Regions from separate parts of the Mus musculus genome. Here regions 1 and 3 are each linked to region 2. The links are chromatin loops, found by intact Hi-C in ENCODE. Cell type or tissue: heart. All regions are shown on one strand.

Region 1 (2,500 bases), 160 kb before region 2:
TTACTTAGCACCAGTGCCTTGCTTCAAGTCCTAGTGCCTAGACCACAAGGGCCTTCTTTCTCTACTTTTTATTTCCAAGTGTTCCTGGGCCAGTATCAAGAGCCTCGGGGATTCCCAGACTCAGACACCCCACCCCATCATCACCCAGCCATCATTGCAGCGGTCAGTTGTAGTGCCCACTGGATGGCCACTGTGGTGGTCAGTTGTGGTGCCCATTATGACTGTCTGTCAGAGTGATATTCACGGATGTGGTCAGCTACAGTGTTCACTGTTGTTTTACTCTGTGGTCAGCGGTAGTGTCCACCGTGAAGGTCTGTCATAGTGGTTGCTCCGTGGCTATTGATGTGGCCAGCCATTGTGGCCACTGTCGTAGTCACAGTTGTGGTCAGTTAAAGGGATTTAGGACCCAGCCCCACTGCTTTGCCTGGGCGTGCAGCCCTTGACAGTGGAGAAGCAGGGTTGGTGACTCTCCAAAGCTCAGTTGATGCCAGTGAGAAGCTGGGCAGCCTGTCTGCTGACTGGCTAACACAAACAAATTCGTTTGGGAATTCCAAATGTAAAAATGTGAACAATGTTGTGATTTCTCTTTTCTTTCTTCAATTATACAAAACATGTCTCCCACCTGCTTGGGTAGTTGTCTAAGTTAAGTGAATCGAACATGCTTGAAAAACAAAACAAAACAAAAACAGGCCCCAGCACAAAGTGAAACTTAAAATGTTATGCTATTCCCAGCATTAGGACAGCGCTTGTGTTCCGACCCCAGTGGAAGTTTAGTTTCTGCACTGAGTGAAGTAATGTGTTTGTCTTCTAGAGGTCCTGGGGTCTCGAATGGAGTTTCCTGTCCTCCCACCACGTGAGTTAGCAAGGAGATAGCCTTAGGATGCCACGCCCAGTTCTGTCCCAAGTTCTGATAAAATCGCATGCTATCTGAACCTGTACTTCGAAGCTGAAATGTTGATCAACCACTAGAGGGAAACAGTACCAAGCCCAATGGCACCAGCCCCGCATTCCATTCCCATTGAAAGGCCCGGGAGCACATTCCGGAGCAGGGTGTACACTGCTGTTCCTTCCCGGGGCTCTGCAAGCCAAGGATTTGATGGCTGCTGTCACATGGCTTGTTGACCCCTACCCCTCCTCCACCGGCCCATCGGCCCATCGGAGGTCTGCACCGGAGCCCTGACTGCCTGTTCTCAGCAGGTGGCGCTCGCACCCCTTCCAGAACTAAAGGATGGATGGAGGAGTCCACCCAGAGCCTCAAAGCTTCCTGCCCTTGGCCTTCTGCCAGGCAGCGAGTCTACTTCACTGTTCTCCCTACACTTTCTCAGAAAGGTAGCCATCCCATCAGAGGTCCCACACCAGCACTAAAGCATCCTAATTATTAATTGGTAGGAAACGGAGTGCTACATAAAAATAGCCCGGGGACATGGGCAGCCACGGCTTTTTATCCTCACCGTGGGAGGTGTGTGTGAGTGTATATGTTTCCACCGAAATTCAGTAAGGAAGAACAGAGTGGAGTTATTGGGGAGAGAGAATGAAGCCGGGGAATGATAGGATGGGAGACAGCCTCTCTGGCAGAGAACTCACAAGGTGGTGGTCTTTCCCGCTCCGTTGTGACCCAGGAACGCCGTGATTTGGTTCTCATAGAAAGTGATGTTCAGACGGTCCACAGCTGGCCGGCCACTGGGCTCAAAAACCTTCACCAGGTTCTTCACACACACACCAGGCACCAGCCCTGGAAGCTCGCGTTCAAAAAAGGAGTCTTGGAGGGAAAAACACATTGTAGAAACACCACATGTTAATGACGCCGTGCTTCATGAACACACTGCTTCCTTCAGACCTGTGCTCTGGCTGTAACTTCACCTGCCCATGTGGCTGCAGCTTTGTGAAGAAGATCAAAACAGGAGTAGTCATAGTTGCACTGGCCATAGATTTCACACTTACTGTGAGTTAGGCACTGTTTCCAATGTTTCCCAACAAATCCCTCACTTCACACATATAGTCCTATAGGTAGATATAACTAGGCTCTTTTCAATAGGTTAGAAAGCCCAAGACTGAGAGACATCAAGTGTTCTATCAAGGCTACATGGTGTACAAGTGGCAAGTATGGGCCCAGGGTCCATACCCATCTGAAATAGCTCCTGTCTATTATTGAGTTAACCCCGAGTTCCGTCTTTGCTTCAAGGCTCAGTCTATCGGATCTTCATAGGTTTCTGGCACCAGCCCTGACTCCTCAAGCCAGGACAACCTACTCTTCCTCATCGTAACTCCTTCCTCCCCATGCTCCGTGCCCTTTCCAGTATCAACCAACCTACTCTCCCCCTCCCCGTGACCCCCCACCCCCCACCACAGCATCTTTTCCGAAGTTCACTTATAGAGTCAAGATTACTGTCAGAGTATTAAGTCTAATTAACTAATGGTCCCTTGCTCTGTCCCCAACTCCCGTTGCATTGTCTGCCTGTGTCTCCTGGCCACAACTAAAGCTGAAATGGAACCTTATCAT
Region 2 (2,500 bases):
TTTGAGACAGAGTCTCACTAAATATCTCTAGGTTTCCTGGAACTCATTATGTAGACCAGGCTGGCTTCAAATTCACAGAGCTCCACCTGCCTCTGCCTCACAAGTGCTGGAATTACACTCAGCCTGAGCTTAAACTTTATATTAAAATGCTAAATATATGAAAAAACCAAAACAATTTTAAGAAGAAATTGGGGAACTTAGGACAGTTTTACCTCAAGATTTACTACTGTTCAAGTACAAGAATCAAGACAGTGTGATTTCTGGCCTAGTGATATATATACCAACAGGACAGACTCCAAAAGTAAAACCAAACATATGGAGTAACTGAGCTTTCACAGAAGGAAAGCTGCTCTTTCGATAAGTACTTGATACCCATATGCAATGAAAAGAGTATCAACCTTAAACCACAGTATAGCAACCTACATAGAAAAAAAAAACAAAATAAACATAGAATCTAAAACACTACTTCCTCAAATTTAGGAGAAAAGAAGCAGATGTCTATTTTTTGAAGATTATTCTTAGGATTACAACCATGTTTATGTATTATTTATAAAATTTCTTTTCACGGGAACAGTGTTAAGCAGTTGAGTCAGTATAGCTGTCAAGCCTAAAATATTCACCATCTGTGCCCCAAAATTCCAAAATGCTTTTTGAAACTATAGGAAAAACCCCAGGCAATGATTTCTCAGACATACTCAAAAAGCAAGAACCAGAAAAGAACACCTTGGCAAACTGGATGAAAATTAACTTATATTCTTCTAAGATCTTTTTAAAATAGAAAGTACAAGCTAAAATGGGGGGAGGGAGGAGTAACAAAGAGTTTTATCTAAATTATATCAAGAACTCTTACAAAATAAGTAAGCTCACAATAACTAATGAAGGAATACTTTATAGAAGGTGACACCCAGTGGGAATACACACTTGGAGTAGTGACCGATAACCAAAAAACTAGACCGAGATACTAACCACAAGAAATTCAAATTTCAGCTAAACCAAAATATTGCATGCTATTCAGCATGTAGATCAGCAGTAACTGCAATATAGTACTGCTATACACGGTACACAAATCAGAGGAAACAATCTGGCAGCTTCTTAGTTAAATTTTCCCATTTATAGATCCAAAAGAAATGAAAACATGCATTCATCCCAAATCTTGTTCACAAGGATTTTCAAAGTATTCAGAAACTGCAAACAGCCAATATCCCTCAATAGACAAGTCAAAAGAGTGTGCCACAGTCTTAAAGGGCAATCCTACACTTAACAAAAGTGTCCGAGACATAGCAAGAACTCTTCAATGAATCTTAAAAGCATTATGCTAGGGCCTGGGAGACAGGGCCTTGGTTCAGAGCACTTGCTGCTCTTGTAAGGCTCTGGGGTTGGGTTCACAGACCCCACACGGCAGCTTTCAACTATCATCCCTCCAGTTCCAGGGACTCTGGCACCCTCTTCTGGCCTTTACAGGCACCAGGCCTGCCCGTGCTACACAAGCACATACTCGGGTAAGGCACTCACACACATAAAAAGGAAGCTAAAAACAATTAAAGCAGCATACCAAATCAAAAAAGCCGGGTCAAAAATACAGAAAAACTATTTAGTTATATTAACGTAATTACATTTATATGAAACTTTGGAGATACGAAAGCTGGAATTTAGTGGCAAAAAGCAGTGTAACTGGTTGCCTGAGAACTTGAGGATTAGCATAACCATAAATACATTTTAGAATGATGGAAGCATGGGCACAAATCATTTGTCAAAACTCAAAGTTTTGACATATGAAACATAAATTCCATTTTATGTAAATTATATGTCAATTAATTATATATGCATATCAGTGTATGTATCAATTACAGTATATAAACCTTATCTGTACCTTGATTCAAGCTATTAAAAAATGACCTATAATTTGACTAAACACTAAACTGAATTATGAAAAATGTTGACGTTATATTTAATAATCTTTCTTTTTGAAAGTATATGCTAAATATTTATGGATAAAATAACATGATGTCTATGGTTTATGTCCAAATAATATGAAGGATTGAATGAAGAGGGGTAAAAAATAGAAGACTGGTCAGGCTTTGTGATACATGCCTACAATCCTAGATAGTTCAGTTGCAGGATAATAAATTCAGCAATTTAGCAATTCAGCAAAATCAAAGATATACCTTAGAAGTGCTCAGTAGTAAAGCATGCCCAGTATGCCTGAGGTCCTAGGTTCTACCGCTGGTACTGGGAGGAAAGGATGGTCATAAATCAATATACTGGGAGGCTAAGGCTGGGTATGGAGGAATTTTTTATATTATTTGGTCTATTTTCATACATGCTTGAAAATTTTCCATATTAAAAATTATTTTGTTTTGGTTTATACCAGGTATTTTGGGGATCTCATGAGTCTCCCTACCAGTCTGACTCTGATATTTCCTTTCATTCTCTGCTTCCCAGTTTCCCTTTGGAAGCCAGCTGGTATGCACAGGACCAAGCACATTAAGCAAAAACCTGA
Region 3 (2,500 bases), 320 kb before region 2:
CTGCTGCTGCTGCGTGAGTGCTGTTTCTCAGCAGGCTGCGATTCAGCTGTGCTGCCATCGGATCCCGATTCCTTTGTGCTTTCTAGATGTGTCCCAATTCTCCGAGGAGCAGACCTCTGAAAACCAAAACAAACACAATATAGTGTAGATAGGGCAGGGACAAGGGTAAAGGTGGCATGGCCTAAGGAACAAAACTCAAGAAGGTACAAAACGAAGACAAACTCACGATAAGATATTTCTTTTACTTGCCTCATCCTAGGCTTCAGAAAGCAGAACTAAAAAAACTTTCTCTACTTAAAGAAAGAGGAGGTAAATTTTAAATCATTTATAGAAGCGCAGGGAGGGGGGGGAGTTGAATACTAATTGAGCACGTGTTTAGGAGTGTGTAAGGTAATCCGATACTTGCCTGGATTTCTACAACAGGAAAGGGCTGCTCTATAGCCCTTACCACACAATCTAAAGAGCATAGCACCAGAAGACAACCAGAGGCTCTGAGTGACGCCACCGCCGCCCTTCAGTTGCCGGAGGGGTTAGTGCTCGGCCATGCCAGTCTCTCCACGTGAAAACGGTGCTCCTCCTATCCCCCAAACCAGGCTTGGTCGAGGTGGCGGGCATTAACTTTCCCCGGTACTGTCCTAACAGTAAACTTAAAAGGCCTCGCCTGCGCAGGGCACGCTACCGAAACTCCCGTAAGAGCCCTGAAAGACCCCCAGGTCCGAGCCAGTCCGGCGCAGTACCACGCGCGACCCGCTCGGTTCCTCGTCGCTCTCCTCCGCCCTGCCGAGCCGCTCTGCTCAGCGGCGAGGAGACCCGGAGAACCTGAGACCCAGCTCACCTTCTGCTGGGAGCTTTCTTGGAGCCTGGTCCGGGAGAGCCCGGACCTGGTGACCACCATCTTTCCGACTCCGGATTCCCGGCAGCCAGCGCGGCTTCCTCTGTTCCGACGCTTCGGAAGTGCGTCGAAACAGGAACTCGCTTAGGTTTCCCTGCGGAAACCGCGGCTCGGGAGAATCGTTCCTTCCCCGGCTCCACTGCAGTTCTGGCCAGCGGTCTCCGCCATCGGACTAGTGCGGGTCAGCGGGGGGTGGGGGGGTGGGGTGTGTGTGTTGGGGGGGGGGGGGGGCAAAAGCAGCTCCGCCTCCAGTTCCCAGCTCGTCCGCTGTGCGGTCCTCAGCGAGGAGGACCTCCTCGCCGTTTAACACAAAATGGGAAGTCGCATCATTTACTCTGCTTTCCATCCCCCTCACCCCCCACCCCCGTGCAGTAATTGTGAGATCTTTGGCGTAAGTCTTTACGGAAGCCAAAGGAGACTTTATTTAGTCCTTTTAGAAAACAGTATTTTAATAACTTAATAAATGAGATTCCGATATTTGATTGGGATACAAGGATGTATGTTAAATGCACCCAAGTTTTCGGAGAATAATTAGAAAGCTGTGGGATTTAACTAAAATGTCTCGGGATTTGAAGTACGCCTTTTTTTTTTTTTTTTTTTTTTTTTTTTTTTTTTTTAAATAAAAAAGGTGAAAGACGTTGTGAAGGACGGGGATTAAAGTTTTTTGTTTTTTTACAATGGAAGTAAGAGACTAGCCAGAATCAAAAGAGTTTTAGGATTTTTGTTTTGAGACAAGATCTCTCTACATGGCCCTGGCTGCCCTAGAACTCACTATTTAGACCAGCCTGATCCTGAACTCACAGATATCCATCTGCCTCCCAAGTGTTGGGATCCATGGGCCACAGCACCTGGCTGAGGTGTTTTAGTTTTTGTTTTGTTGGATGAAAGATGGAGAACTAGAATATGTTGAAAGGCTACAAAGGAATCGAGGAGGGGGTAAAGGAATTAGTGTTGGAAGCAAGAAAAAAAAAAGGGGGGGTTCGTTTTCCTTCACTTTTTAACACAAAATTTTTCCTAAAAACCTATCTTTCCATGGATACATTACTTCTACATTAAATTGCTCTCCTTGGAGCCAGGTATACGTAGTAACCAACTTTTGATTGTTAGATGTTGTCTTAAAACACTAGCCTCATGCTTACTTAGTAAAATAGGGTTTTTTTTTGTTTTTGTTTTCCTGGAGAACTGTGGTCTCTGGTTTCCACACAGCCATTGTGTGCCCTGAGGAAACAGCCTATCTTTAGGAGTGAGAGAACAAGAAAGTGAAGAACAAGAAAACGAGTTCCTGCGCATTTGTGGAACTTGAAGACAAGAATCTTCAAGCTCTTGACAGGCTGGGCTTAGTGAAAAACCCTATGACAAGTGCGGGCTGTTACTTTTCAGTTTAGGCTTTAAAGGGTTCTTCTATCTTGTTCTTTCTGGGGGAGGTACTGATCTTCCATGTATTTTTATTATGCATTTTAAAAAAAGATTTATTTATTTATTTATATCAGTACACTGTAGTTGTCTTCAGCCGCACCAGAAGAGGGGGAAGGCATCAGATCTCATTACAGATGGTTGTGAGCCACCATGTGGTTGCTGGGAATTGAACTCAGGACCTCTGGAAGAGCA

What was found. Peaks named below come from ENCODE experiments on the same cell type or tissue, not always from the same donor. Only the 100,000 strongest peaks of a DNase experiment are listed, where the experiment ranks them.
Region 1: it touches region 2 in a loop (2.4-fold over the local background); 22 of 42 quality-filtered maps call a loop at or near these places.
Region 3: it touches region 2 in a loop (2.1-fold over the local background); 3 of 42 quality-filtered maps call a loop at or near these places.

What each region holds. Positions count from the first base shown.
Region 1 is chr3:122,120,890-122,123,389 of GRCm38, reverse strand. It overlaps Abca4 (ATP-binding cassette, sub-family A (ABC1), member 4), which reads right to left. Exons shown (of 50, transcript NM_007378.1): 19 at 1,585-1,759. All of the region lies in intron 2 of Gm40138 (a long non-coding RNA gene), which reads left to right. Among named protein-coding and RNA genes, the nearest start is that of Gm40138, 4.3 kb to the left of the region's middle. In heart, a CTCF peak has its summit at 1,156 (motif pointing right); a DNase peak (open chromatin) is centred at 1,079; H3K4me3 peaks cover 738 bases; H3K27ac peaks cover 2,413 bases.
Region 2 is chr3:121,955,943-121,958,442 of GRCm38, reverse strand. It overlaps a transcript of Arhgap29 not described here. Among named protein-coding and RNA genes, the nearest start is that of Arhgap29, 11 kb to the left of the region's middle. In heart, a CTCF peak has its summit at 1,460 (motif pointing left); no DNase peak of the experiment used is centred here.
Region 3 is chr3:122,272,814-122,275,313 of GRCm38, reverse strand. It overlaps Dnttip2 (deoxynucleotidyltransferase, terminal, interacting protein 2), which reads right to left and starts at 900. Exons shown (of 7, transcript NM_153806.1): 1 at 836-900; 2 at 1-116. The coding sequence starts at 895. In heart, CTCF peaks have their summits at 972 and 1,174; a DNase peak (open chromatin) is centred at 983; H3K4me3 peaks cover 1,777 bases; H3K27ac peaks cover 1,207 bases.